Linked DNA regions of Homo sapiens: region 2 is linked to region 1. A link is an interaction called in ENCODE POLR2A ChIA-PET data of the cell type or tissue named here. Cell type or tissue: A673. All regions are shown on one strand. Each heading gives the region's core, and the rest is flanking DNA. Links, peaks and the distances in the headings are about the cores only. Region 1 has its middle 37 kb from the start of MAPK10. Region 2 has its middle 90 kb from the start of MIR4452.

Region 1 (16,244 bases), core at 5,378-13,377:
ATATTTGTGTGTAGACTTTCTAGTATGTTGAATATTTGAGAGCAATTTTATGTGTGTGTGTCAACACTGAAATTTGTATTTGGTTCCTTTAAGGTTGATAAGAATTCTGGGACTTTGAGTTTTCAAAATCAAATTATACTGGTACCTCTTTGGACTAACGTCAAATACTTTAGAGAATATACTGGAGATATTAATGTTCAACAGAACACAGCAAACTTTGTCTTTAACTCTTATTTGAGGTGTATAGCCAATTGTTACACAGCACTCATTATTATAGCATATTATACAGTAAATTCCTTTAGTTTTAACAACACATTCTGTTGCTATATAAAATTATATAAAATATGAGAGATCATCTTACCTATCATGATTATTGAGCTCAAAATTGGTTATGTCAGACCCAGAAATCAAGAACACCAGCTAGATTGATTCAAATAAGAAAGGCCTAGAGGAGACTAATCCAATCAGAGACATGGAACTCTGTGTTTGGAAACCATGATAGCAGACAGTAAGCAATTGAGTGTAGCTACTGCTACCTGCTAATACCTATAGAGTGCGCAGTATGTGTTGGGACTCATGCCAAACTCCTGGGATAATAGGATTATCTCATTTAGTCTATGTAAATCATTCTGTGAAGTAGATAATATCACTATTTCATTTCCTTATTCAAGGTTATGAGTTAGCAATTATATAATTATTATATTATGTTATATGTATTATAGCCTAGGGGTTTGAATCAGACTGCCTGTCTGCAAAGCAGGAGCCTCTAACTGCTATACAACTCTTACTGTCTACTAAGATAGAATTCGAAACCAAGACTCTCAACATCTGGGGCATATGGTTGCTGTTCCCTCAGGAATTTCTTTTAATGCTGTGAGACAAGATTTCTATGGATTTGCCCCTCTCTGCTTACAGACAATCTTCCTCTGAAATATTTTTGCTTTTCTTATTTTCAAAAGGGTGCTTAAAATGGTAGGATTGAATTGCCAGAACTCAACTTTAAAATTGAATTTAAAGGGACCACAATAAGGGTTATAAACAGTGATAAACCTCCACAGTACATAAAAATAAGAAAGCATCACTCTTAATGGATGATCTAAAAGTGGCATGAAGCAGTAGGCATTGGTAAGTACATTAGCATAGAGAGAGTCAATGAATCATGAATGAAGAGTAATAGAAGTCTGTAGTTCAAGAAAACAGTCCTATAATCTGTGCATTAAGCCTTAGGGAGTAATTTTCACAGGAACGGTTAATTGTAAGAGGAGATTTGAGAGCATGCACTGATATCAATTCTCTTCCTTTCCTCTCTTAAGTGTTGTACCATTCTCTCCCATGTCATTCAGATGAATATAGTTATTATGCACCCACTGTGTGAAAAACATTTCACTAGAAAAAAAAAAGAATATTGTTTAGGCTCTGAACTTTGAATCCTAAAACTTGACTAGGAATTCAAGAGAGACATAAAATAAATAGCTAATATAGGCTCTAATCTGGGGAGTTCACAATAGTCTACAACTAAGAATTGCAAGTTTGGACCTGACATCATGACAATATGATTATTACTTTGGTTTTTGGTATTGAATATGTCATAATGGTAAGTTTAACCTTGGGAGGGTAAACAAACATAATCAAGGAGATCGGAAGGGGGAGAAAAAGTGATTACTCAGGCTTCATATTAAAAAGTTAGGCAAAGGCTCTGATATGGTTTAGATCTGTGTCCCTACCGAAATCTTATCTCCGGTTGTAATGCCTACGTGTCAAGGGAGGGACCTGTAATCCCCATGTGTCAAGGGAGGGAGGTAATTGGATCATGGGGGCAGTTTTCCCCATGCTGTTCTCATGATAGTGAGTGAGTATCACGAGATCTGATGGTTTTATTAGCATCTGGCATTTCCCCTGCTTGCACTTCTCTCTCCTGCCGCCTGTGAAGAAGATCCTTGCTCCCCCTTTGTCTTCTGTCATGATTGTAAGTTTCCTGAGGCTTCTTCAGCCATGTGGAACTGTGAGCCAATTAAGCCTCTTTCCTTTATAAATTACCCAGTCTCAGGTTTTGTTGTTGTTTTTTGTGTGTGTGTGTGACAGACTCTCTCTCTGTTGCCCAGGCTGGAGTGCAGTGGTAAGTTGTACAATCTTAACTCACTGCAACCTCTGTCTCCCGGGTTCAAGCAATTCTCATGCCTCAGCCTCCTGAGTAGCTGGAATTACAGGCAGGTGCCACCACGCCCAGCTAATTTTTTGTATTTTTAGTAGAGATGGGATTTCACCACGTTGGCTAGACTGATCTTGAACTCCTGACCTCAGGTGATCCTCCCGCCTTGACTTCTCAAAGTGCTAGGATTAGACATGAGCCACCACACCTGGCCAGGTATTTCTTTATAGTAGTGTGAAAATGGACTAATACAGGCTCTAAGTCTTATAACCACTTTTCCCATATCATCCAGCACCAGGAACACATATGAAGCCATCACTATCTCTTGTTTCTGAATTACCAGAAAACCAAAATTGATTTAGTTCCTTTCTTCTTCTGACTCAACATTAACCACTTGATATTATATTTAACTGCTTCCTTAGCCTTAATTGTATCTTGTGTGCCATAGGATCTCACTATAGGTGTCAGCCATGACAATGTGATTGCAAAATTTCCAACTATAGGGAGTGCAGATTACCAAGGGTCCCAGATGCTGCTCTCTGAAATCCAATGTTGCATTTGAGCCCAGGCCATGCTTTCCGTGGGCTGCTTACAGCCCAGGGCTGACTGACAGAGATGCTAAGGCTGGCCTGTTTCTGGGATATCTGGACCAACTTTAGACTTGAGGCCACCGAATGGCCTTTTGAGTCTTCCTTAGACTGCACAGCAGTCTAGGAAGTTTCCATCCAAACTTTCTTCCCTTTCTCTTTCACTGAGGGTCAGGCTTATACCTCAATCAAATGGCTAGTCTTGCCTGGTTCCCTCCCTATTTTTTCTCACTTGGGTTTCTTTTAATGAAATCCTTAAATGTTTTATCCTGTCTTATCAACCTCTAAGAAAACCTGGAATAACATACTGCAATTATAAGGGATTTCCTCTTTAAAATCCCAAAGTTTCTGCTCACAGGTTTAGCAGCTGATTTTTAAAAATATCCTGGCCCATGAATTCTTTTATATTTTCTGCACTGATTGGACATATTTTAAAATAGCATTATAGGATAATCAAGTATGTTTCTGCTTCCATGTGAATTTGCCTATGTTAAAACTGAATTAGAGAGCCCGTGGTGATAAATGATATGATGCTGTATTTGGGGATTGCAGATGGCTTCAGACATGGTTGGGTCAAGACACTCAAACTCTTTTATCAGAATACCATCTCTGTCTTTCTCAATTCTGCTTTCCTTTGTGTTGGTTTGGTTTTATTCTAAAGCATATTTTCCCAGTGAAGTGAAAAAAAAAAAGTCCTCTTAGCAGCTCTAGACTTAGATTGTCTTACTGTGAACAATTTCCGTAAAATGAGAGCACTAGTTTCCTTTTTGTTCCAGCAGTCTTAGGTATGACCTTCCTTGTTTCAGCACAGGTCATGTGCTCATATGGAAGTAATTACTATGGCTGGGGGCGTAGGATGCTTTTTCAGTGAGGCTCTAGTCATGTGTCTACCCCTGGAGCTCTGACAGTAGAACATAGGGGAGGAGGAGGGATAGTTTCTCAAAGTTTCAAGATACTCCAAAATGGCAGCAGATATCCAATACTAGGGTTATGGACCTTCAGCACCACTGAAATACATATTTCAGTGGTTCTCTCTTTGGGAAGATAATAAGCCCTAATATTTGTAAACCAATTTGAAAACACTGTTACATAAATAATTTACTTTGAGTTTTACAACATCTTGTGAATATTTTATAAATGAGAAAATGGAAACTTTAAGAGATTTCTTTAGGGTCATATTAATTAAAACACATAAAATAGACATAGAGATTATAGAATTGTCTGCAGTGAATTTGAGTCATACATTAAGCTTCCAGGTGGCCAAAGTAAAAAGAGAAACATGATTAGAAAGAATAAAACATATCAGCTCCTAATGGGAAGTAAAGCTTTTCTGACTTTAAGATATGTAAGAAATTTATCTTGTGGCAGTTTGTATACAGTGCTTTTAGTTATCTCAAGAACATCTTTCTACCAATTGTAATTTTTAACACAATTTCCTACATTGCTTTTCAATGGAAGCGAAGAATCTAAAGTGCAAATCAGCAAAAGCTAATCCTAGTAGAGGATAGAATAATGAGGTTCAAACCATTATTGCTGATGCCTACTTGTATACCACATCATTTGTATACATAAAGGAAATAGAAATATATCACATCTTGTGTTTCTGTTCTAACGTAGAACAGAATATATTCTATATACAGGAGTCCAGTGATAAACTCCTTGGACACTTCAGCATTTTGTACCCATCAAATTGTGTTTTGACTCAAAATTTAGTTATTTTCCTGTAGTACATTGCTTTCAATATATTTTTAATCCTGTTAAAGGAACAGAGGCAAGTGGAAAATAAAAGTTCCACTTATAATGCATGTAGTTAGATATACTAAGACCACTAATTTGTAATTTTTTAAGTTACAATTTATTAACTGAGAAAATTGACCTCGTGACCCACATTTGATTTTGTCATTTATTTTTACTTTCCATGTTTATGTAAGCACACAATAAAAATCTTCTTGTATTTTTGGATTTAATAAAATTCTTTTAAAAATAAAAGAATAATGGCATACTTGTATTTCACTGAATAATTATATTTTATCAGTAGATCTCATAATTAAGCCTTTGAACTTTTGCCGTTAGGATGTCATTGAATTAGAAGTAATTGACTTCCAAAAAACTGCAAGGGAGTTAAACCAATATTGAACCCTTCTTTCAGAGGGCAGCGTCTGTTATATGTCAAGTAACATCTTATAGAATTATAAAGCTTGTTTTGATGTTTTATTTTTGTGAAAGATGTAAATTGATTCAAGTACATTTATTATAGAAAACAAGTTAGCTATCAACAATATCCTGGTTTGAGTGCACTAAACTGGGCTTTGGAACTAAAAGGCATTTTTTTATTCTTCTGTCATGTCTTTCTGGTAACTTACCATTCCAAATAAATTAAAACTCCCCATTACGTGGAGAGAGAGAGAGAAAGAGAGAGAGAGGGAGAGAGAGAAAGAGAGAGAGGAACCAGAAAAATCATTACGATCCCATGTACGTCACTATAGTAATGTTCTCAGGGTTTGAAAGATGTTGGCTTCCTTGTAATACGACACTTTATCTTGAGAAATGTATAAACATGGGTGTGGGAAAGAAATGCATCAGTGGAAGAGCAATAACACTCAGTAATTAAGAGAAAAAATAATCAGCATGTAATGTCAGAGAAGAGGTGAGCTTTTGTCAGAAACTTGTCTAACCCTAAGACATATCATTAAAAGTTCTAATGCAGTAGCAAAATAATGATAGTTTAGCAGGAACTTTATATGTGATATGACCATAAAATGTGAAAAATATATTTGTATATCTGCATGATAAATGTGTAATTTATATTTGTATGTATTAGCAACATATACCACAAAAGAAAGCTTCAGCGGCATCATGTTTTCAAGGTAATGGTTTCCCATACCAATTTATATCTCATGTAAGGGAATTTTTCTATAGGAAGTAGATAATTCTATGTCTATTATAGAAAACTTAAAATAAATGTATTTTTAGTCATTATCAAGTTTTCATTCTTTTCTAATATTGCTAAGCAGAATTACTAACTGTTTCCTCCTCTATGTTCTCCTTGCACTAGGTTCAAACCACTAGGACAGCATTTGCCACATTATTGTTCCACTAATGAACCACCTCAGTGGTAAGGATATTAATATCAGAGGTTTTCTTGCTCATCTTGTATTCCCAGTGCCTGTTAAGAGTGCCAGATGCACATTAGGTGCTCAGTAGTGAGTTTGTTGCATGAACCAGTTGATAAAGTCACATTGGGTGTAGATTATAGCTGCAATTCTTGCCCTCAAAATGGTCATAATATAAAAGTAGACAGCTTCTGCACAGCAAAAGAAAGATCAACAGAATAAACAGACAACCTACAGAATGGGAGAAAATATTCTAATATCCAGAATCTATAAGAACTTGACAAACAAAAAACAAATAACCCTACTAAAAAGTGGGCAAAAGACATAAGCAGTTACTTTTCAAAAGAAGACATACAAGTGGCTGAGAAACATATGAAAATAAGCTCAACATCATTAGTCATCAGAGAAATGAAAATCAAAACCATAATGAAGTACCATCTCACACCAGTCAGAACAGCTTTTATTAAAGACTCAAAATCAACAGATGTTGGCGAGGCTGTGGAGGAAAGGGAATGCTTATACACTGTAGGTGGGAATGTAAATTAGTTCAGCCACTGTGGAAAACGGTTTAGAGATTTCTCAAAGAACTGAAAACAGAACTACTATTTAACCCAGCAATCCCATTACTGGATATGTATCCAAAAGAAAAGAAATTTTTCTACCAAAAAGACATACGCATGTGTGTGTTCGTTGCAGCAGTATCCACAATAGCAAAGACAGAATCAACCCAGGTGCCCAGCATCGGTGGACTGGATAATGAAAATGTGGTACCTATGCACCATGGAATACTATGTAGCCATAAAAAAGAACAAAGTCATGTCCTTTGCAACAAAATGGATGTACTGGAGGCCATTATCCTAAGTGAATTAATGTAGGAACAGAAAACTAAATGCTGCATATTCTCACTCATAAATGGGAGCTAAATATTGGGTACTTATAGACATAAAGATGGTAGCAATAGACACTGGGGACTACTGTCAGGGAGGAAGAGAGGGACGCAAGGGTTGTAAAACTAACTATTGGGTGCTGTGCTCACTACCTGGGTGACAGGATCAATTTTACCCTAAATTTCAGCATCACGCAATGTACCCCTGTAACAAACCTGCACATGTACCACCTGAATCTAAAATAAAAGTCTAAATTATTAAGAAAAATAACAAGGTACATTAATATTGTAAGAAAAATGTGCGGTAAGTAAGAATCTTTTGACTTGAATTCATCCTTAAGAGAGGCAGGGCAGTGCATGGACTCTGCAGACATAATATTTGGGTTTGGTCTCAGCTCTGTTATTTACTAGCAGCCTGACTGCAGAAAAGGAATTTTACTTTGTGGGTTTCAGTTTCAGTCATTTTAAAGAGGACTTTGATAATAATACTATCTAGCATAGAGTTGTTATGAATGCAAATGAGTTGGTTCCCTTAGAACCCTGAAAGTAGCATCTGACCTAAAATAAATACTTAGTGATAATTATCTACCAGATCCTTGGGCCTTTTTTCTTTTCTTTTCTTTTCTTTTTTTTTTTGTTTGTTTGTTTTTGAGAATCTTTAGAAATACTAATTATGGGCATTTTTACCCAAAATTAAATTTTAGTGTTTCTTCATTACCTGAAGAACAAAGTTTTTGTTGTGTGGTCTGTCTGTCTGCCTGCCTGTGCGCCTGTCTCTTCTCACCCTCTATCTCCCCAGAACTGAGTTGAAGACTAGTGTTAGGAGTCGTGATAGTTTGGGATACAGATAGAGTGGAAAGTAGGTAGTTCAAAAGTTTCAGAGTATTGCATGTTACGAGTTCTCTGTACCCACTTCTTAAAAAAGAATCATATTTTCTACATGGCAATTGATTGGAACAGAGAAAAAGCCAGTTTTTTTTTTTTTTTTTTTTTTTTTTGCCATAGCAGATTCAGAGCTTACGTAATGATCTGGGAAATTCATTTGGAAAACTGAAATCACAAACTAGTTCCATCTTTCCTTATCATTGGATATCAGAATAAATTTGAATAGATTGAGTGCAAAGGCTAAGGGTCAAATAAATACCTATTAACATACAGAAAAAGGCAGAATGATAGGTGCAAGAACAAGGGTATTGCCCAGGGAGGAAATGGTAGGTGGAGTCAATCAGTGGGGAAAGAAGGGATCTCACACCCGGAAGCCCAGGGGAAGTTAACAAGCACTCCTGGGAGTTCTCAATGCTTTGAGAAGGGCAAAGATGCCAACAACCATTTCTCTCTTCTTCAAAGATGTTTGGAAATCTTTAAAATGGGATATTTAACCATCTGTCTTAAAGTACTCTCTATCCCTTGGCAATACTACATGAAATATGTAGTTGTAATGTGGCCACATTTTCTTCACCAGAATCTTTTGCAATAGTCAGACTCCATGGAGTAGAGATATCCATCTATCTGTAACACACTTGAAGGAGAAATTGATAAAGGTAACAATATAAAGGTTTCATTAAGAATGACTAAATTCACCTCATAGATTGAGAACCTGACGCAGGTTCTCAATAAGTTAGACCAACCACACAGGGTGCTTCTTAATTTATAATTTCTTCTCACTGAGGAATCAATAAATATTTTAGATGTGCTTAATAAAAATATTTCTTTCCTGATCTGTTTCCAGAGCATCTTCTCTTTCTATTATGTGTTCATCTTTTTTTTTCTACCTCATTCTGTTCATGCTCTAGGCTGGTAGCACTGTCCCATAAAAATATAATGTGGGCCACAAGGTGAACCACATATGTAATTTTAATTTCTAGTAACCACATTAAAAAGTAAATAGGTGAAATTAATTTTAGTAGTGTGTACACTTAACTCAAACTGTAATAATTTTAATATGAAATCAATATAAAAATTACTAGTAAGTGTTATAGTTTGCTCACATCTCATGTTGAAATGTTATTCCCGTGTTGACGGTGGGCTTAGTAGGAGGTGTTTAGGTCATGAGAGTGGATCCCTCATGACTTGGTGCTGTTCTCACAATAGTGTGTTGTTTAAAATTATGTGGCACCCCCCACCCCTTGCTCCAGCATTTGCTATGTGACATACCTGTTCCCGTTTCGCCTTCTCTCATGAATAAAAGCTCCTTCCCAGAAGCGGAGCAGATGCTGGCGCCATGTTTCTGTACAGCCTGCAGAACTGTGAGCCAATTAAATCTCTTTTCTTTATAAATTACTCAGTCTCAAGTATTTCCTTATAGTAATGCAAGAATGGCCTAATATAATATGCTAGTTTACATTTTTTTGGTACTAAGTTCTGAAAATACAGAGTGTATTTTACACATAGTTTATCTCAATTTGGACTATCCCCATTTGAAGTGCTCAACAGCCACCTGTGGCTAGTGGCTATGGTATTGGGTGGAAGAGCTTTAGGTCTTCTCTGTTGGAAACGCTACTTTCTTTCTTTTTTTTGAGACAGAGTCTCGCACTCTTGCCCAGGCTGGAGTGCAGTGGCACGATCTCGGCTCACTGCAAGCTCCGCCTCCTGGGTTCGCGCCATTCTCCTGCCTCAGCCTCCCGAGTAGCTGAGACTACAGGCGCCCGCCACCAGGCCTGGCTAATTTTTTGTATTTTTAGTAGAGACGGGCTTTCACCATGTTAGCCAGGATGGTCTCGATCTCCTGGCCTCAGGTGATCCACCCGCCTCGGCCTCCCAAAGTGCTGGGATTACAGGCGTGAGCCACCTCGCCCGGCCGGAAACACTACTTTCTTAGGTTCACGTAAAAAAGGCTCCTGCCTGCACAGATAGAATGGCGAGAATGGTGTGTTTTATGTGGTACAAACCGAATGCTTGTGTCTTCCCAAAATTCGTATGTTGAAACATTAATCCCCAAAGTGTGCCTTAGGAGGCAGGGCCCTTGGGAGATCATTAAGTTTAGATGAGGCCATAAGGGTGGAGCCCCCATGATGGGACTAGTGCTCATACAGGATGAGGAAGAGACACCAGGGCTTCCTTTCTCTGCCCTTTGAGAACACAGTGGGAAGCAGCCCTCTGCAAGCCAGGAAGAGAACCCTCACCAGTAATGAAATCTGCCAGCACCTTGATCTTGGGCTCTGCAGCTTCTAGAACTTTGAGAAATGAATATCTCTCCTTTAAGCCACCAGTCTATAATATTCTGTTATAGCAGCCCAGGCTGACCAAGACATTGTGTAGGATTATCTCCACTCCCCTGGCAACCTCTCCTCACTCCAGCCACAACTCCCTCCGCCCCAAAAACTATCAATACCTGGTGATTGATTGCTGAACCATTTTATTATAATGATTCAGTTACATCATGCATTCTTTTGCTCCTCTTGGCATTTTTGATATTAATATTTCTTAATTCTTAGATGCTACATGAAAGCATGATTTTAGAAAATGTTGACACATGTTAGCTAACACATTAATCAAAATGGCTAGCTAAAAAATAGGAATTATAAGGAGAAAATGTTTATTTTATAGCTAGAGATTAATTTTGGTTAGTTGTCCAAATATAAGGCAGTTGAATTTTTATATACACTAAATAGTAACCAATAAATATGAATTTTGACCTTAGCTATAATATTAATGATACCTTCTTTTTTGGTATGATTATAAAACAAAGGTAACATCCTTTGCTTTTGTATGCAAGTCTGAGCTTATAGTACCCTTTGGCCCCAAATAGCTTTATGGAATATTGAAGGCTGCAATGACATACTGGGGTTTTTATTGACTCAATACTGTGAATGAGTGTACATGGAGCTGTTTCCCAGAAGTGGTGGAAGATTTACATGCCTTTTTATTTTGGAGAGCAACGTTTCCCCACAGATGGTGAAAGAATGGGCACAGGTGCGTGAATATATTGATACCCTCAGCCGCTAGAGCAGCTGAGTTTTGCCAGGGGGTGGCCCAGAACCTTTGGCTGTCACTTCAGCTAGGAGCAACCTCATCCATTATCCCCGAGCATAGTGCAAACATTGTTCCCTATATGAGCCAAGATTTGCTAACGTTTGGAAAACTCTGTCATTGTAGATCCAAATCTCACTTCACTTTTTAAAATAAATGAGATCCTACTCAAGATAGAAAGCATGCTAAAATGTCTGTCATTTATGGTATTTTCCCTGACATCCCTTTCCACGAGTCATTGTATCTTCCGAGTTTTCAGGTTTCCAAGTGAACTTTATCTTCTTCTTCTCCTTAAACCTATTAAATAAATGTTTCTCAGCTGAAAAAAATCCCATACCACTGTTAATAATTAAAAATTATTTTAAATATTATTTGTAGCAAAAAACAATTTGGAGCTAACAAAAATTAATTTAAACAAAGGGTAAATAATTATTTTATTTTCAAGATATATATGTTTTCTCAGTTTTGATATGTAGTTTGGTGATATAGTCTCTCTAAAAAATCACTGACAATAGCTTTCATTCTGAAATATTGGTAAGTCAAGTATGACATATTTTTATTTGCTCAAGAGGAATAAGTTTGAGTATTATCAATTCTTCTTTCTTTCTTTCTTTCTTTTTTTTTTGAAATGGAGTCTTGCTGTGTTGCCCAGGCTGGAGTGCAATGGCGCGATCTGGGCTCACTGCAACCTCTGCCTCCTGGGTTCAAGCAATTCTCCTGCCTCAGCCTCCCAAGTAGCTGGGATTACAGGTGCATGCCACCAAGCCTGGCTAATTTGTGTTTTTAGTAAAGATGGGGTTTCACTATGTTGGCCAGGCTGGTCTTGAACTCCTGACCTCAGGTGATCCGCCTACCTCGGCCTCCCAAAGTGCTGGGATTACAAGTTTGAGCCACCACGCCCAGCCCCTATTTCTTATTAGTCATCTGATGTTCTCTTTCTTCACCAATGTGTTTAAGTGTTATGCTCTTAATGTTGCAATAACAGAGTAGGTCTTTAATACTCTTAAAGAGGTACTTCACCTTATGTGATTTAGTGAGACATGCAGAAGGTGAAGAAGACACTCAAGGTCAGGGAGAGAGTTACTGTGGAACTTCAAGTCAGGTCTCTATTGTTGTCACTGGTGTCGTGGAGAGACTTTCAAGCTTGCTTTCATTTTTTATTATTCTACTAAGTACCCTTTACCCACAGATATAGTGACAGTACCTCACCAGAATTTAAATAAAGGATGCTCTGGTTAGCATCACAACATAGAATTGTCTTTTTAAAAAAAGCTAAAAATATTACTTGATTTCTTCAGAAAAAACATTGTAGTTTAGTGCCACAAAGCTGTAGTGGCAGTATGTAAAATATTCAGTTTGTCAATGCTTGCCTGGTAATGGTTCCATTAGAAACATTGCTTTATTTTTGATCACAAACATTGAGTTACAAGTAAACATGAATATTTTTCTAGATTTATTAAAAAATGGAAGGACTGTCAATGTATAATCAAGTTTCTTGATTCTTTAATAGACTTTTTCTTTTTGTTTACAATAGTTATTTTCCTTAAAAAAAAAAAAACTAGATCATTGATTTGATATAGAAGTGGAAATTGCAAGAAAAGAACTTAGATGGCCAAAAATTGAGTTGAATTTGTTGAAATAAATATCAACATGCTATACTGGATATGCATCTTAACCTTCTAATTGAAGTTATGCTTGGGGGTAAAAACCGTTCCTTTTATTTTTTCTCTTGAGGACAAGTCAAGATATGCCTGTTTTTATCAATACATTTAAATTTGATCTCCACATAAAGCATTTAGATGCATTTGTATAATCCTCATTAAATCTGGCAAGTGTGCTCTGCCTCAAAGCCAGCCTCTGCAAGAAGTTACATTCAAGGACATAAGTATGACTCCAGAAGCCTTGAAGAATAATATATAGAATTTTAGGTTATATTTCCTTCTGTAAGGAAAACTATATGCAGCTTATCATAGAGCAAACTTCCTAACAGTTCTCTTTATACCTCTCTCCATCTCCCCAAAGTCTTGCACTCATAACAGCTGCTAAAAATCTCTCCTGTACTCCTACGCAGTCTCCTCACCAACACACAGTCACCAGCCACTTCCTCCTTATCCCTCTCCTTTTCCAAGCCATCTTGGCTCTTCCTGCTGCTTGCAGCATTTTTTTCAGTCATTCAGCAAGTATTTATTGAGCACCTTTTATGTATCTGACACTATCCTTAGTACTGAGGATAGAATGGAACACTATAATCTCCACTTGATCTGCTAGTCTGCTCCTTTTTTTTTTCTTTTTTGTTTGCCGGAACAGGCAGGTTAGAAAAGATACAACTCAAAATAGCTTAGTAAAAAGGGAAAAAGTACTGTGATGGCTTATGTAACTGAACAGGTGTGTCTTGGTTCAGAACTCAGAGTCCGCTATTTTTCTACTCTGAATCCTCTTTTTTTTTTTTTTTTTGAGACAGTTTCACTCTGTCGCCCAGGCTAGAGTGCAATGGTGTGATTTCGGCTCACTGCAACAACCTCCACCTCCTGGGCTCAAGCGATTCTCCTGCTTCAGCCTCCTGAATAGCTGGGACTACAGGTGTGCGCCAGCGTGACCAGCTAATTTTTGTATTTTTAGTAGAGATGGAGTTTCACCACATTGGCCAGGCTGGTGTCGAACTCCTGACCTCAGGCGATCCGCCTGCCTTGGCCTCCCAAAGTGCTGGGATTACAGGTGTGAGCCACTGCGCCTGGCCATACGCTGAATCCTCTTGATAGGCTTCATTTTCTGACTCTGCCAGCTGTCCTTGCAGAGTTCCAGGCTCACAGCATGATAACACCCGATCCAGTGTAAGAGATACTCCACTTCCAGCCTGCTGCAGAGGGAATTTTAGAATTGAGCTTATTGGTCCTGATTAGCCTGACTTATAGGTCTAATACTCAATCCTGAAATTGCCACTGTGGCCAGGGAAGGGAATGTACTGCTAAACCTGTGGTGGGCTTCAATCCTGGATCCCTAAGGTAGAGATAATTTTACTTGAAGCAATTGGCCTGAGAATGTGAAAGGGCTATTTGTCCTGGAAGGAAGTAAGTGTGAATGCATGCTGGGTAATCAAAAGACAATGGTTCACGTCACTTGTTTTAGTACTATTTCTCTGCAGGATCCAACCTCCCCTCCTCATGCTAACAAGTGATATCTGTCTTGTTGCATATGAATTATTAGCTTTATCTGTGTAATCTCAGAGTCAATGCAGGAATTTCATGTCCTAGATGAAGGATTCTTGCCTTCACTTGAGTGTCCCCAGAGATAGAGAGCTCACTGCCTGGCGAGGTATGCTGCCCCTTGTCTCTATATGCCATAGAATCAGGTCTCTGATTCATTTTCCACTCCACACTTGGCTTGATATGGAGTGACAAAAAATTCATGAATGCTTAGAATTGATGGTTCTATTATTCTTCAATCATGGTACAGTTAAAAACGTTGCATGTAGATACATGCATGATATGACAAGACTGAACTACTCTGACTTGTATGACCACAAGGTAAAAATCTAAAGTATTAAAGGATTTTGTTTCCATTTGCTCTAATCTTAAAGAAAAAATTTTCAAGGAAAGCTTTTTACTCTGATTGGAGTGGTGATCTATGATAATACTTACAGAGGCTTGCATTCTGGTAACATGCAAATTTGAGAACTTCAAATATAATTTTATGTACTAAACCTGTGCTTACAGAAGAAGCTGTTAAATATACAACTAGGATTGAATGTAAATGATGCATCTTTAGTTTCATCTTCCTCAATTTCATAACTGATTTTTGTGTAGCTTTCATATCTGAAAATGAGTACAAATATGGAGAAAATAAAAGGATCTTTCCTAAACAATATTCTAACATTTTTAAAAAGGTTGCACTGGTAATGCAAACAGATAAAGTAATGAAACTTCTCAGATAGCAATTATGTGGCACAGGCTCTGAGAGCTAATCTCTCAAAGAGTCAAGCCTAGTAAGATACCAGAGATAATATCTACATGGACAGAAGATTGATAGCTTCTTTGACAAGAGCAAATATATTGCTTTGGGCTTAAAGCTCAGCACCTTCCCACAAGCCCTTAGCATTCATGATCCACTCCACACAGACCTTCACGATTGGATGTGTACTGTCCTCCTAGGAAATCCTATAGGCTAAGTTGGACATAAAAGGGTGATGTGTGGGTTCCCTCTCTCTTGTACCCATATCTGGGCATGTATCTATTATCCTCAACAACTCTCAAAGTGCCAGTCAATCAAAACATAGGCACCTCTATCTTGCTGGCAGTCTCTTCTAGCTCCTTTAGCTTTCTCAGACTTGAGGAAGGCACACATGTCTCCAACTGCAGAAAACATATTTGAAGCTTTCTAAGTGCTCTCATGGAAGCCCCTACCCTAGCTCAAAGTAGAGGTAGCATCCTGCCCAAGTTGCTTGGGGGAAGGGGAGGGTATGGAACTATAGTTCTCATCAATTCTCTTCTTTCTCTACATTCTAAGGTGTCAAAAGTGTTGCAAAGCTGTTTTGAAAATTCTGCCTTTTATTTTGGCATCTCATAGGATCAAGTGCAGTAGTTTTCAATCCTATCCAACCCAATAGACTTTTTAAATAATATCTTTTTATCATCTTCCTTTTCTACCATTGAATAAAACTCATAGAAATACAATCTACCTGCATATATGATTTTAAAGAATCAATATAATACCTAAACTGTGAAATAAGAGAGAAATAAAATTTTATGTATGTAGTAAAATGATATGCATTTCAGTATTTAAATACTCAGCATGGCTCCACTGGAAAAGAAAAGGAAAGAGGCAGATGCTTGTCCTTACTTGGAATGAATAAATTTAGATTTAGGAAAAGGCAATATTTAGTTGATGGTCAATCCTTCTTCTCTATAATTATTATTTTAAAACAAGCGACAAATAAATGTATTTGTAGTTGGATAGATGGGGGCAGAGAGAGAGGGAGGTTCTTTCAACATGAATTCAACAGCTATAAATGCAGACTCATCTGTTTGAAATATTAGCAATTCAAATCCCACAAGTGATACTGCTTTTAGTAACATACTCTGAACTTCTTACTAACTCCCAGTACCTCCACAAAGAAAATAAAGCATCATACAATATTTCCTCTACTATACAGTAGTCAGAATCCTAGAAAATTTGATATATATGAAAACTATGACAAAATGTGAAGGTTTGTCATGTGTTGGATATTATAAAATTGCACAAAACACAGGACAATTCTTCATTCTGTGGGGCTGTACTACACATTTCACAACACCCAGTCCCCTTGGTCCCAACTTATAGTTGGACCGCCAATCACAGTAACAGTCAGTAAAGGCAAAAAAACAGAAGATAAACAATAAACTCTAAAAACTATCCCGTAGGGGAGTGTGGCATGCTCCCTTTCATTGAGAATTACTAATTTATTGTCTCATGATGGCTAGGACAAAGTTAAATGTTATACAGTAGTATTATTAAGTTTATTACAAAGATCATATTGTATTAATCCATTTTTGCACTGCTATAAG
Region 2 (16,244 bases), core at 2,905-10,904, 58 kb before region 1:
CACAGAAATATAGCATGTGGAGAGGGAATTCAGGGGTCTCACAGCCTTCAGAGCTGAGAGCCCTGAACAGAGATTTACCCACATATTTATTGACAGTAAGCCAGTGATAAGCATTGTTTCTATAGATTATAGATTAACTAAAAGTATTCCTTACCGGAAACAAAGAGATGGGCCAAAATAAAGAGATGGGCTCTGGCTAGTTAACTGCAGCAGGAACATGTCCTTAAGGAACCCATCACTCATGCTATTGTTTGTGGTTTAAGAATGCCTTAAGTGGTTTTCTGCCTTGGGTGGGCCAGGTGTTGCTTGCCCTTATTCTGTAAACTGACAGCCTTCCAGCGTGGGCGTCATGGCCATCATGAGCATGTCACAGTGCTGCAGATATTTTGTTTATGGCCAGTTTTGGGGCCAGTTTATGGCCAGATTTGGGGGCCTGTTCCCAGCATTACACTATTGGCATTAATTGGTGGTTCCATCCTTTTTCTTCTGATTTTTACATGTGACGGGTGATCTCTGTCACATATCCAGTTCCCATGTATATGGGAACCATTCTACCCTTCCCTCTGGGTCTCCTGTAAAGGAGAAAGTGTGTTCCTGGACTTGGTTTTCTATGCCTTCTCTCCTGGCCCTGCCTTCCAGAACCAAGGCATTGGCTTCTTCAGGCACATCTCTGGCTTTGAGTCCCTGTTTCATGTCTGGCACTTAAGATGTACATTTCTAATGTTTTATCAATACCCAACTATGTAGTTAAGTTTATTTGGGGGTTATATTTTAGCCATCACTTCTATGTGTTGCTAATTGAGGGGAGTCTGAACATCTCAGTCTGCCCAGTTGCTGAAACCCATAGAAGACTCTTTAAAAATTTAAACTCTGCTATATTCAAATGAACAAAGATTTAATGATAGATTTAGTGGTAACCTGATTGACAAAAATATTTATTTTATGGAACATAAACTTTCCCAGGGAATCTCAAATTCTGTTTTGAATTTGAAACAACTAGCTTTTTTTTTAGATTTTTTTCTTAGAAGTTTATTTTTTAATTAAATTTTTTATTTCCATAAGTTATTGGGGAACAGGTGGTGTTTGGTTACATGAGTAAGTTCTTCGGTGATGATTTGTGAGATTTTGGTGCACCCATCACCCGAGCAGTATACACTCCACCCAATTTGTGATCTTTTATCCCTCACCCCCTTCCCACCCTTTCTGCCTGAGTCCCCAGAGTCCATTGTGTCATTCTTATGCCTTTGCATCCTCATAGCTTAGCTCCCACATATAAGTGAGAACATATGATGTTTGGTTTTCCATTCCTGAGTTACTTCATTTAGAATAATAGTCTCCAATCTCATCCAGGTCACTGCGAATGCCATTAATTCATTCCTTTTTATGGCTGAGTAGTATTCCATCATCTATCTATCTATATATACATATCTCACAGTTTCTTTATCCATTCTTTGATTGATGGGCATTTGGGTTGGTTCCACATTTTTGCAATTGCAAATTGTGCTGCTATAAACATGTGTGTGCAAGTATCTTTTTAGTGACTTCTTTTCCTCTGGAGAGATACCCAGTAGTGGGATTGCTTAGATCAAATGGTAGTTCTACTTTTAGTTCTTTAAGGAATCTCCACACTTTTTTTCATAGTGGTTTTACTAGTTTATGTTCCCACCAGCAGCGTAGAAGTGTTCCCTGTTCACTGCATCCACGCCAGCATCTATTATTTTTTGATTATAGCCATTCTTGCAAGAGTAAGGTGGTATTGCATTGTGGTTTTGACTTGAATTTCCCTGATCACTAGTGATGTTGAGCATTTTTTCATATGTTTGTTGTCCATTTGTATATCCTCTTTTGAGAATTGTCTATTCATGGCCTTAGCCCACTTTTTTATGGCCTTGTTTGTTTTTTTTCTTGCTAATTTGTTTGAGTTCATTGTAGATTCTGGGTATTAGTCCTTTGTCAGATGTATAGATTGTGATTTTTCTCCCATTCTGTGGGTTGTCTATTCACTCTGCTGACTGTTCCTTCTGCTGTGTAAAAGCTCTTTTGTTTAAGTCCCAGCTATTTATCTTTGTTTTTATTGCATTTACTTCTGGGTTCGTGGTCATGAAATCTTTGCCTGAGCCAATGTCTAGAAGGGTTTTTCCAAAGCCATCTTCTAGAATTTCTAGTTTCAGGTCTTGGATTTAAGTCCTTGATCCATCTTGAGTTGATTTTTGTATAAGGTGAGAGATGAGGATCCAGTTTCATTCTCTTACATGTGGCTTGCCAATTATCCCAGCACCATTTGTTGAATAGGGTGTCCTTTCCCTTCTTTATGTTTTTGTTTGCTTTATTGAAAATCAGTTGGCTGTAAGTATTTGGGTTTATTTCTGGGTTTTCTATTCTATTACATTGGTCTATATGCCTATATTTATACCAGCACCATGCTGTTTTGATGACTATGGCCTTATAGCACAGTTTGAAATCAGGTCATGTGATGCGTCCAGATTTGTTCTTTTTTTTTTGTTTTTGAGATGGAGTTTCGCTCTGTTGCCCAGGCTGGAGTGCAATGGCATGATCTCAGCTCACCAAAACCCTTGCCTCCTGGGTTCAAGTGATTCTCCTGCCTCGGCCTCCCAAGTAGCTGGATTACAGGCATGTGCCACCACGCCCGGCTAGTTTTTTTTTTTTTTGAGACAGAGTCTTGCTCTGTCACCCAGGCTGGAGTGCAGTGGTGCAATCTTGGCTCACTGCAACCTCCACCTCCCAGGTTCAAGCAATTCTCCTGCCTCAGCTTCCTAAGTAGCTGGGATTACAGGCATATGCCACCATGCCTGGCTAATTTTTGTATTTTTTTAGTGGAGACGGAGTTTCACCATGTTGGCCAGGCTGGTCCTGAACTCCTGACCTCAGGTGATCTGCCTGCCTTGGCCTCCCAAAGTGCTGGAATTACAGGCATGAGCCACCGTGCCTGGCCTAATTTTGTATTTTTTAGTAGAGATGAGTTTTCTCCATGTTGGTCAGGCTGGTCTCAAACTCCTGACCTCAGGTGATCCTCCAATCTCAGCCTCCCAAAGTGCTGGGATTACAGGTGTGAGCCACCGCTCCCAGCCCAGATTTGTTCTTTTGCTGAGTCTTGCTTTGGCTATGTAGGCTCTTTTTTGGTTCCGTATGGATTTTAGGATTTTTTTTTTCTAATTCTGTGAAGAATGATGGTGGTATTTTGATGTGAATTGCATTGAATTTGTAGATTACTTTTGGCAGTATGGTCATTTTCACAATATTGATTCTACCTATCCATGAGCATGGGATGTGTTTCCATTTGTTTGTGTCATCTATGATTTCTTTCGGCAACGTTTTGTAGTTTTCTTTGTAGAGGTCTTTTACCTCCTTGGTTAGGTATATTCGTAATTATTTTATTTTGTTTTGCAGCTATTGTAAAAAGGTTGAATTCTTGATTTGATTCTCAGCTTGGTTGCTATTGGTGTATAGAAGAGCTATTGATTTGTGTATGTTGATTTTTGTATCTGGAAACTTTGCAGAATTCTTTTATGAGTTCTAGGAGCTTTCTGGAGGAGTCTTTAGGGTTTTCTAGGTAAACAATCACATCATCAGCAAACAGTGACAGTTTGACTTCCTTTTTACCAATTGGGATGCCCTTTATTTCTTTCTCTTGTCTGGTTGCTCTGGCTAGGACTTCCAGTACTATGTTGAAAAGGAGTGGTGAGAGTGGGCATCCTTGTCTAGCTCCAGTTCTCAGACAGAATGCTTTCAACTTTTCCCCATTCAGTATCTGTTGGCTGTGGGTTTGTCATAGATGGCTTTTATTACATTGAAGTATGTCCTTTGTATGCCAATTTTGCTAAGAGTTTTAATCATAAAGGGATGCTAGATTTTGTCAAATGCTTTTGCTGCATCTATTGAGATGATTTTGTGATTTTTGTTTTTGATTCTGTTTATGTGGTGTATCACATTTATTGACTTATGTATGTTAAACCATCCCTGCATCCCTGGTATGAAACCCACTTGATCATGGTAGATTATCTTTTGGATGTGTTGTTGGATTCAGTTAGCTAGTATTTTGTTAAGGATTTTAGCATCTATGTTCATCAGGGATATTGGTCTGTAGTTGTCTTTTTTGGTTATGTCCTTTCCTGGTTTTGGTATTAGAGTGATACTGGCTTCATAGAATGATTTAGGGAGGATTCCCTTTTTCTCTATCTTGTGGAATAGTGTCAATCGAATTGGTATCAATTCTTCTTTGAATGTCTGGTAGAATTCTGCTGTGAATCCATCTGGTTCCGGACTTTTTTTTGTTGGTAATTTTTTTATTACCATTTCAATATTGCTGTTTGTTATTGGTCTGTTCAGAGTGTCTAATTCTTCCTGATTTAAACTAGGTGGGTTGTTTTTTTCTAGGAATTTATCCATCTCTTTTAGGTTTTCTAGTTTATGTGCATAAAGGTGTTCATAGTAGCCTTGAATGATCTTTTGTATTTCTGTGGTGTCAGTTGTAGCATCTCCCATTTCATTTCTAATTGAGCTTATCTGGATTTTCTTTCTTCTTTTCTTGGTTAATCTTGCTAATGGTCTATCAATCTTATTTACCTTTTCAAATAACCAGGTTTTTGTTTTACTTATCTTTTTTGTTGTTGTTGTTTCAATTTCATTTAGTTCTGCTCTGAATCTTGGTTATTTCCTTTCTTCTGCCGGGTTTCAGTTTGGTTTGTTCTTGTTTCTCTAGTTCCTTGAGGTGTGACCTTAGATTGTCTGTTTGTGCTTTTTCAGACATTTTTATGTAGGCATTTAGAGCTATGAACTTTCCTCTTAGTGTTGCCTTTGCTGTATCCCAGAGGTTTTGAAAGGTTGTGTCACTATTGTCATTCAGTTTGAAGAATTTTTAAATTTCCATCTTGATTTCAGTTTTGACCCAATGATCATACAGGAGCAGGTTATTTAATTTCCATGTATTTGCCTGGTTTTGAAGGTTCCTTTTGGAGTTGATTTCCAGTTTTATTCCACTCTGGTCTGAGAGAATGCTTGATACAATTTCAATTTTCTTGAATTTATTGAGGCTCATTTTGTGGCCTATCATACAGTCTATCTTGGAGAAAGTTCCATGTGTTGTTGAATAGAATGTATATTCTGCATTTGTTGGGTAGAATGTCCTGTAAATATCTGTTAAGTCTATTTGTTCCAGTGCATAGTTTAAATCCATTGTTTCTTTGTTGCCTTTCTGTCTTGATGTCCTGTCTAGTGCTGTCAATGGAGTATTGAAGTCCCCCACTATTATTGTGTTGCTGTCTATCTCATTTCTTAGGTCTATTAGTAATTGTCTTATAAATTTGGGAGCTCTAGTGTTAGGTGCATTTATATTTAGGGTTGTGATATTTTCCTGTTGGACAAGGCCTTTTATCATTATATAATGACCCTCTTTGTCTTTCTAAACTGCTGTTGCTTTAAAGTTTGTTTTGTCTGATATAAGAATAGCTACCCCTGCTCACTTTTGGTGTCCATTCGCATGGAATGTCTTTTTCCTTCCCTTTACCTTAAATTTATGTGAGTCCTTATGTGTTAGGTGTGTCTCTTGAAGTTTGTGTCTCTTGAAGGTGTGTCTCTAGTTGGCTGGTGAATTCTTATCCATTCTGCAATTCCGTGTCTTTTAGATGGTGCATTTAGGCTATTTACATTCAATGTTAGTATTGAGTTGTGAGGTACTGTTCCATTCATTGTGCTATTTGTTGCCTGTATACCTTGTTTTTTTTGTTGTTGTTGTATTTTTGTTGTAGGTCCTGTGAGATGTATGCATTAAAGAGGTTCTATTTTGATGTGTTTCTAGGATATGTTTCAAGATTTAGACCTCCTTTTAGCAATTCTTGTAGTGCTGCTTTGGTAGTGGCGAATTCCCTTAGCATTTGTTTGTATGAAAAATACTGTATTTTTCCTTCACTTATGAAGCTTAGTTTCACTGGGTACAAAAATTCTTGGCTGATAATTGTTTTGTTTGAGGAGGCTGAAGATAGGGTCCGAATCCCTTCTAGCCTGTAGGGTTTCTGTGGAGAAATCTGCTGTTAATTTGATAGGTTTTCCTTTATAGGTTACCTGGTATTTTTGCCTTACATCTCTTAAGATTTTTTTTCTTTGTCTTGACTTCAGATAACCTGATGACAATGTGCCTAGGTGATAACCTTTTTGCAATGAATTTCCCAGGTGTTCTTTGAGCTTCTTGTATTTGGATGTCTAGTTCTCTAGCAAGGCCAGAGAAATTTTTCTTGATTAATCCCCCAAATATAGTTGCCAAATGTTTAGATTTCTTTTCTTCCTCAGGAACACCATTATTCTTAGGTTTGGCCATTTAACATACTTCCAGACTTCTTGGAGGCTTTGTTCATATTTTCTTACTCTTTTTTGTCTTTGTTGGATTGGGTTAATTTGAAAACCTTGTCTTCTGAAGCTTTTCTGCTTGTTTGAGTCTCTGAAGCTCTTCTGCTTGTTTAAGTCTATTGCTGAGACTTTCCAGAGCATTTTGCATTTCTATAAGTGTGTCCATTGTTTCCCGAAGTTTTGATTGTTTTTTATTTATGCTGTCTATTTCATTGACTATTTCTCCCTTCACTTTTTGTATCATATTTTTGATTTCCTTACACTGGGCTTCGCCTTTCTCAGGTGCCTTCCTGATTAGCTTAATAACTATCCTTCTGAATTCTTTTTCAGGTAGATCAGGGATTTCTTCCTGGTTTGGATCCAATGCTGGAGAGCTAGTGTGATTTTGGGGGGATGTTAAAGAACCTTGTTTCATCATATTACCAGAGTTGGTTTTCTGGTGCCTTCTCATTTGGGTAGGCTCTGTCAGAGGGAAGGTCTAGAGCTGAAGGCTGTTGTTCAGTTCCTTTTGTTCAAAAGGGTGTTTCCTTGATGTAGTACTGTCCCTCTTTTCCTAGGGATGTGGCTTCCTGAAAGCCGAGCTGTAGTGATTGTTATCTCTCTTCTGAATCTAGCCACCCAGCAAGTCTAACAGGCTCTGGGCTGGTACTGGGGGTTGTCTGCACAGAGTCCTGTGATGTGAACCATCTGTGGGTCTCTTAGCTGTGGATACCAGTACTTCCTCCAGTGGAGGTGGCAGACTGGTGAAAAGGACTCTGTGAGGGTCCTTAGCTTTGATTGATTAATGCACAATTTTTGTGCTGGTTGGCCTCCTGCCGGGAGGTGGTGCTTTCAAGAGAGCATCAGCTGTGGTAGTATGGGGAGGAACAGGCAGTGGGTAGGGCCTTGGAACTCCCAAGGGTATATGCCCTTTGTCTTCAGTTACCAGGATGGCTTGGGAAGGACCATTAGGTGGGGGCAGGGCTAGGCATGTCTGAGCTCAGACTCTACTTGGGTGGGTCTTGCTGTGGCTGCTGTGGTGGGGGTGGGGTGGGGGGGTGGGGGTGAGGTTCCCAGGTCAATAGAGTTATGTTCCTAGGAGGATTATGTCTGCCTTTGCTGTGTCATGCAGCTTGACAGGGAAGTGCGGGCAAGCTGGCAGTCACAGGCCTCACCCAGTTCCCACACAACGCAAACAGCTGGTCTCACTCCCATTGTGCCCCCAGCAGCAGCACCAAGGCTGTCTCCAGGCAGTGGGCAAGCAGGACCGAGTACTTTCCCCAGGCTACCCGCCTCCCAGCTGTGAAAATAAACAGGGCTCTCCTTCTTCCCTGCTCTGTTGAGTCTGCACACTGGATTCATGCCCTCCCCCTGAGTTCTGGCCAAGAGACTTCTCCATCAGTTGAAATTGTTACAAAGTTCAGCTGGAGTTTTCCTTCTCCCTGCAGCTTTCCCAGTGCCTCCAGCAGCCCTCCTCAAGGACCCCTGTGAGGCCAGGCAGAAATGGCGTGGCAGGGGACCCAGCGAGCCCAGAGGGATTTTGCCGCTGCTTCCTCTACCCCTGTATTTCACGCAGCTCTCTAAATTGACTCAGCTCCAGGTAAGGTCAGAATCTTCTCGGATAATCTAGACCTTCAGGTTCCCCAGTGGGGCTGTGTGTTTGGGGGCAGACGACCTCCCTTTCCCACTTCCACAGTTTGGGCGCTCGTAGTATTTGGGGTGTCTCCTGGGTCCTGCAGGACCCTTTAGAGGGTCCATGGGTTCTTGCGGCATTCCTAATGTATTCCTGCAGTCCTTCTGGAGCAAAAGTTCACGATGCAAGCCTCCACACGCTGCTCTGTCTGTCCGAGTGGGAGCTGCAGTCCAGTCCTGCCTCCCGTCCGCCATGATCTCTCCTTTGCAACTAGCTTTTAAAATTAATTAAAAAGCTATCTGTTATCCAAGCTATTTTTATAGGCAAGCTTAGCTTACAGGAAAATCTCTGACTCGGTCCCTTGCTATGGTGTGTTGAGTTTAATGTCTCTGCCAATTTTCCTAATTATTTTTAATAAATTATCAGAAACAAACTGAAAGAAGCTTTCAGACTTGCGTGTGTGTGTGTGTGTGTGCGTGCGCATTGTATGTTTGTGTGTGTGGAAGAGAAGGAAGTAGGAATTAGGGAAAGAAAAGGAAGAGGGAGAGAAAATTTTGTTTTGTTCTTTCCCTTTTTCTACAGCTGCTTCCATGCCTACAATAATTTCTCTCTCTTGCATGCTTAGAGTGAAAGTGAATATTATGTGTAACCCAAATGTCTAATACCTGGATTGGCACTAACCACTTAATAGATCTAATTACACACTCTCTCCTACCAAGGGTCACGTTAGTATATTTGGGCTGCATCTTAAATCATTCCTGGCTCTAGCCTGTTCTCTGTTGTTTGGTTCCTAACCATGGCTTTAGTTCTTCCTTGGGTCTCTGCATGCTCTGCTCTAGTGCTTGATTTAATAATATGGTGGAGGAGTGTGCAGACTCTGGAGCCAGATAGTCTGGTTTCAAATCCTGACTCTGACACTTATCAGCTATAGGATCTTGGGCATCTCGTTTAATCTTTCTGCATTTCAGTCTCCTCACTTGTAAAATGGACATAAAACAAATAGCTACCTTACAGGGTTGTTGTGAGGGTTATGTAACAGATGTCCTGTTCATATCGTGTTCGATTTCTCTTCCATCTTTGTGCACACAGGCCCCAGATGAGCTGTCATCCCCCGAGCTGGTATCTGGTGTCTTTTTTTGTCAACTCCTCTCTCAGATCCTGCTTTGGACTCGAGATCTAAAAGTACCTGGGAATTTGTGTGCCCTCCCCTGTTTCCCCAGCCTTAATGAATGACTGCCACTTTAGGAATGTAAATACTCCACCTCCCTTGCTCCATAGGCATCAGGCACATGGGTTGCACATAACTCAGGCTTGTTTTACACTGGGGCTCCTGTGGGATTGAGTTATCATCCCTCTGAAGTGGTTCACACCTTTGCTTGGCCTCCTTCACTTTCTGGTCCCACCGTACCACTCCCACTCCTCCTGGAAACACTTTTTCTTAAATCACTTTCACACAAATCCTTGCCTCAGGGTCTGGTTCTGGGGAAGTCAACTTAAAGTAGTTTGTTTGAGTTAGTATCCATATAAAATGCTTTGCATATAATATGTCATATAAATATTGGCCGTTATTCTTCATGTTATTACCATGCTAGTCTAAAACAAGGTAGTTTGGTGAAGGTCTCCTTTACCTCTCTACCTCATCACCAGAATATATATTTTACTCTATTTAATAATTCATCACAGAACTGCTAATATAAGGCTGTTCGTATACTGGGTTTCTGGAAGGTTTGGGGATAACAGTGTAGGACATAAAAACTTAAAAACCGAATGATAAAAATGTAATTTACTTGAAGAGTCAAGACAACCCTATTTATTTGTAGAGGACTCTACAAACAGAATCTGGCCTTGCTTCCATTATTAGCGGTTTGTACTTCTCTCTGAGATCCTCAGTGGGGGAAGTTCCTTTAAGCCTTTGTTACCTTGTAAATCTCCATCCTCTTTAGAAAACCTTTGCCTACACTCCACAAAATCTCTCTAAAACTTAACTTTGAATATGCTCCCTTTCTTTGCGTAATTGAGGATTTGGATTTACATCCAAATGGCATGTCAGACACTAATTTTATAGCTTTTTACAATGTATCAGAGAAGAAAAAGAAAATAACTTTTAATGGAAAGAATACTTTTGAATTCTAGGACTGCATGCATTAAAAAAGTTTGGTTAGCCAGCATTTTATTTTGTAAGCCAACATCTTAATGTTCTTTTTGAAAGTGCTGGAACAGTTTGCTTTATGACTGAGACATTAAATGTCAAGCGTGAACCCATATGCTGGGTTGTAAGTGTTCAAATAGCTGTATTATGTGAAATTCTAGAAAACTGGGTTTGCCATGGAAATGTTGTTATAGTTATAACTATGGGTAGGTTACTGTGGTTGCATCTCTGACCTAAAAAAAGAAAAGCACTAAAATTCATACCCTAGGGGTAACTGACGAGGCAGAGGCAGAGATAATTGAAGGATTTCAATTATTTAAAAATAAATCTCTGTTTTTCCCCCATTTTTCAGTTATAAATTAATATAATACTTTCTGTTTTCAAATAGACTCTTACATTTATAAAAGATTTCAGTTTAGTCAAATTTTGAATGCTGATGAGTAATATTTAGCTCAGGTTTTGAAGTATGTGGTATGAAAAAGTTGTGCCGAAATATTAAGCTTTGGAGTGTCTGGGGTTATTCTGGAATTTCCTACTGACAGCACTGTAAATTTAGGGAGATAATTAAACTGTATAATACTGATACTTCACTCTGACTAAACTCCACCATAAATTTACTAAATGGTAAGAGATATTTACTGTTTGTAGTTGTAATGTGCAGGCACAGTATTTGACTTAGTTTATTAGTTCTCTATTGCTGCTATGACAAATTAGCACAACTTATTGGCTTAAAACAACACACATTTATTATCTCATCGTTTCTGTGGATTGGGAGTTCAGGCACAATTTAGCTAGTTCCTCTGCTTAGAGTTTCCCAAGATTACATCAAAGGATCAGCTGGGCTGCATTTCCTTCTGGAGCTCAGGGTCCTCTTTCAAGCTCCTGTGACTGTTGGCAAAATGCAGGCTCCTGAGGTTATAGAACTGAAGTCTTCATTTTGTTGCTGGCAATTAGCCAGGGTAACTCTCATCTTCCAGAGGCTGCCCTTTGTGCGCCTACAACATGGCAGGTTACTTCTCAAGACCAGCAGGAAAATTTTGTCCTCCAGTCTTCTGGGATGAAGTCTCATATAATGTAACAATCACGGAAGTGACTATGCTATCGCCTTTGCCACGTAATATAACCTAATAAAGAGAGTGACTATCCTACTATGTTTGCCACATTCTATTGGCTAAAAAGCAAGTCACAGTTTCCTAGTTTCCTCCACATTGAAGGAGACTTTGCAAAAGCATGCATGACTTATTGGGGGTCATGTTAGGATGGGTACACCATACTTAGTATACCCAAAACCATATCATCTGTTCATGTATCACATTGAAGTTGACTAGGGTCAGGTTTTTTCATTTCATGTCATGGTACTATGGTAAATTGAAATATGAGTAAAGAAATATATTATTGAAACATATGAGTCACTGAAACCATTGGTGGTCTTAAATAAAGCACGCTTTAACTTGAATTTATGTTCTAAGTCTCTAAAATAAATGCGAGGTAAATGTTACCTTCATGACCATAAAGACATTTGTAGTGTTTTTTGGTTAGTACCTGCTGGTGAACTCAGAGCTTCAGATGATTTTGATGGATTATGGGAGCAAGACATTTTCACGGAGGATTAGATCTGGAGATTTAAAAATGACACTTGGAAAACAAGGAACAAACCACAGTCAGTTAGAACACGGGTCCCCAACCCCTGGGGCCACAGACTGGTACAGGAACTAGGCTGCACAGCAGGAGGTGAGCAGGGTCGTGAGGTGGGGGTGGTGCGGTGGGGGTGGCGAGCCAGCGATCCTCCTCTGTATTTACAGTTGCTTGCATTACCGCCTGAGCTCTGCTTCCTGTCAGATCAGCAGCGGCATTAGATTCTCAGAAGCAGGAACCCTATTGTGAACTGTGCATGCAAGGGATCTTGGTTGCACGCTACCTATAAGAATCTAATGCCTGATGATCTGTCACTGTCTCCTATCACCCCCAGATGGGACTGACTAGTTGCAGGAAAACAAGCTCAGGGCTTCCACTGATATTACATTATGGTGAGTTGTGTAATTCTTTCATTATATATTACAATGTAATAATAATAGAAATAATGTGCACAATTAAATGTAATGCACTTGAATCATCCTGAAGCCACCTCCCTGCTCTGCCCTTGGTCAGTGGAAAAATTGTCTTCCATGAATCCGGTCCCTGGTGCCAAAAATGTTGGGGAGTGCTGGGTTAGAAGCTGTAATGGAACAAAATGCCCTTTTATAATAGTAATAAAACATGAAATACCTAGGAATAAAGTTAACAAGAAATTTATAAGATCTACATTTAAAAAGTTAAAATATTACTAAAGAACACAAAGAATACTTTGACAAATGGTAAGACATATTATGTTCTTGGATAGGAAGTCTTACTATTACAAAACTGACATTTCTCTAGTTAATCCATAAATTTAAGATAAAAAAAAAAACCCAGAATTCTTTTTAATTAGACTAGTTGACTCTAAGATTCATATGGAAACATCATCAAGGAACAATAGACTAGAAAATTCTGACAAAAAAATAGAGAGAAAATTTAGGGAGGATTTGCTAGGCACATATTAATATGTATATGCTACATAAAGCTATATTAATTAAAAGTGTGGTACTAGTATATTAATGAAAAGGAAAGAAAGCTGTGAAATAGACTCTAATACAGGTTGGTTAAATAAAAATTGGTTTGTGAGAATAAGAATGTGTTTTTTTTGTGTATGTGTGTTTATGTGCTAAGTATTTACTAGGCTCTTTACATATTAACATAATCTAACTCCCACAAAAACTGTGTGAGATAGGAACCATTATTATTTTCATTTAGAAAAGGGGAAACTGAGACATAGAGAGCACAACTAACTTGCTTCTAATAAATAGAGGAGCTGGGACTGAAATTCATTTAATCATGCTCCAGAGCTGACATATTCTCTCATTAGGCTACACATTCCCCCATGCTTGTGGAATTCTAGGTAGGTGTAAAAAAGAAAGAATTAACTCTATATGTATTATACTGATAATCTAGATAATCTAGAGATACACACATATATGTATTTTTAAGATACACATTTTAGGAGAAAACTTCAAGGAATATAATAGTGTAGTATATTACCATTGTTGTAGAAAAACAAAATATATAAATGTTTACAATACATGGTTTATCTTCATAGATTCAAAAAAGAAAAAAAAAGCACCAGTGTTTGTATCGTGGGAGAGGAACTGAGTTGCTTGGAAGGAGGAAGGAGGAAGATTTACTGTTTATGTTTATCATTTTGTGTATTTTGAATTTTGTGCCATGTACATATACTCTATTAAAGAAAATAAGTTAAATAACAATAACAAAACCAGTAAACTCAGGGAAGAGTATTTTCAAGAACCTGGTTTATACAGTATGTGTATTAGTCCATTTTCACACTGCTGTAAAGAAATACCCAAGACTGGGTAATTTATAAAGGAAAGAGGTTTAACTGACGCACAGTTCTCCATGGCTCCAGAGGCCTCAGGAAATTTACAATCATGGTGGAAGGTGAAGGGGAAGCAAGAACCTTCTTCACAAGGCAACAGGAGAGAGAAGAAAGCAAAGCGAAGTGGGAAGAGCCCCTTAAAAAACCATCAGATCTCTTCAGAATTCTCTCACGATCACAAGAACAGCATGGGGAAAACTGCCCCCATGATCCAATTACCTCCCACCAGGTCCCTCTCTCAACACCTGGGGATTACAATTTGAGATAAGATTTGGGTGGTGATACAAAGTCAAACCGTATCAGTATATATTTACAAGTAGTTTGCTTCTGCTTATAAGGACAGTTTATGTTACAAACGTTTAACATGCAACATAAATAAGTGAAAAGATGAGTTCCAAAGACTGAGAGAAGGTATTCGTAACACACAGAACCAACAAATAATTATTATTTAGAATATATGAAGGACTCTTAAACATCAATAAAAAAAGACAAACACATGGGAAAAATAAAGATATGAACAGGTAATTCAAAGAAGAAGAAGTTCAGGAGAAGCACATGAAAAGATGATCAACCTTATTAGTAATTAGGGGGAGGCAAATTAAATGAGACACAGCATTTCACACCCCTAAATTTAAAAGTTTGACAGAAGTATCAGTAAGGATGGAGAGTAATAGCAAATATCATATCAAGAACTGCTGGTGGGAGTGCAAGTTGGCGCAACCACTTTGGGGAATAAATATAATGCTTAGCAGAGAGAGAGATGCCTTTGAAGACCTGTGATTAAATAATTCCATCCACATGTGCTCAGGGAGACAAGCACATGAATGTTTATAGTGGCATTTTTTTAAAATAAAAATATTTACTGGGGCTATGTGTGTCAGCTAATGCCTGTAATGCTAGAGCTTTGGGAGGCCAAGGCAGGAGGATTGCTTGAGGCCAGGAGTTTTCAACCAGCCAGAGCAACATGGTGAGACTCTCTCAAAAAATAAATAAATAAATTCTTGAATGTGTTAGGTAATGTAATTCTCAACTATTTTATCTTAGAATTTTTAATGCTTGGCAACTGATACCTATGGCATCTATGAAATGGACATTGCTACCACGATTTTACTTTATTTAGTAGTTACTCTAGAGTATGCAATGTCCATTTACAGCTAATCCAAATCCACTTTCAAATACATTTGAAAGTGAGCTATACTGCTTCACAGATAATACAAGTACCTTGTAACAATAATCGAGTATTTCTAATTCTTCCCTTCTGCCCTTTGTATTATGCCCTCCAGCGCCTTACTGTCATTCATTTCACTTCTACATAAGCTATAATCGATCATCAAATACATTATTTCTATTATTATTTTGAACAAACTGTTATCTGTGAGATCAATTAAGAATAAGAAAAATTAAGATTTTTTTCTTTACCTTTACCTGTTCCTTTATTCCTTCTCTAATCTCTTTCCTTTCTTTATGTAAATTTGAGTTTTTGACCTATATTATTTTTCTTCTCTCTGAAGACATTCTTTCAATATTTGTTGCAAGGCAGGTCTACTGGCAACAAATTCCCTCAATTTTTGTTTGAGAAAGCCTCTTACACTTTTGAAGGATTTCACAGGATCTGTTAGTAGTTTTATTTTCCCCTTCTACATACATACTTTAAATATTTAACCCTCGTCTTTTCTTGCTTGTGTGGCTTCTGAGAAGTCAGATGTAATTCTTATTTTTGCTCCTGTATAGGTAAAGTGTTTTTTCCCTCTGGCTTCTTTCTGTTTTTGTTTGTTTGTTTTTCAGTGTAAATTTAAATTTTTATTTTTAACCTTATTTTAAGTTCCAGGGCACACGTGTAGGATGTGCAGGTTTGTTACATAGGTAAATGTGTGCCATGGTGGTTTGCTGCACCTATCAATCCATCATCTAGGTATGAAGCCCAGCATGCATTAGCTATTTTTCCTGCTACTCTCCCTCCCCATGACAGGCCCCAGTATGTGTTGTTCCCCTCCCTGTGTCCATGTGTTCTCATTATTTAGCTCACACTTATAAGTGAGAACATGTGGTGTTTCATTTTCTCTTCCTGCATTAGTTTGCTGAGGATAATGGCTTCCAGCTCCATTCATGTCCCTGCAAAGGAAATGATCTCGTTTATTTTTATGGCTACATAGTATTCCATGGTGTATATGTGCCACATTTCCTTTATCCAGTTTATCATTGATGGGCATTTGGGTTGATTCCATGTCTTTGCTATTGTGAATAATGCTGCAATGAACATATGTGTGCATGTATCTTTGTAACTGAATGATTTATATTCCTTTGGGTATATACCCAGAAATCAGATTGCTGGGTCAAATGATATTTCTGGTTCTAGATCTTTCAGGAATCGCCACACTGTCTTCCACAATGGTTGAACTAATTTACATTCCCACCAACAGTGTAAAAGCATTCCTATTTCTCCACAGCCTTGCCAGCATGTGTTGTTTCTTGACTTTTTAATAGTAGCCATTCTGACTGGCATGAGATGGTATCTCATTGTGGTTTTGATTTGCATTTCTCTAATGATCAATGATGTTGAGCTCTTTTTTTATATATTTGTTGGCCGCATGAATGTCTTCTTTTGAGAAGTGTCTGTTCATGTCCTTTGCCCACTTTTTGATAGGGTTGTTTTTTTT

Evidence for each region. ChIA-PET counts read pairs that join two places held together with the same protein. Peaks named below come from ENCODE experiments on the same cell type or tissue, not always from the same donor. Only the 100,000 strongest peaks of a DNase experiment are listed, where the experiment ranks them.
Region 2: POLR2A ChIA-PET joins it to region 1 with 16 read pairs; 3 of 35 experiments call an interaction of 5 or more read pairs at or near these places.

Annotation. Positions count from the first base shown.
Region 1 is chr4:86,389,354-86,405,597 of GRCh38, reverse strand. It overlaps a transcript of MAPK10 not described here. Among named protein-coding and RNA genes, the nearest start is that of MAPK10, 37 kb to the right of the region's middle. In A673, for the core only: no CTCF peak of the experiment used is centred there; no DNase peak of the experiment used is centred there.
Region 2 is chr4:86,444,725-86,460,968 of GRCh38, reverse strand. It overlaps a transcript of MAPK10 not described here. Among named protein-coding and RNA genes, the nearest start is that of MIR4452, 90 kb to the left of the region's middle. RefSeq lists an enhancer at 7,220-7,768. In A673, for the core only: no CTCF peak of the experiment used is centred there; a DNase peak (open chromatin) is centred at 7,118.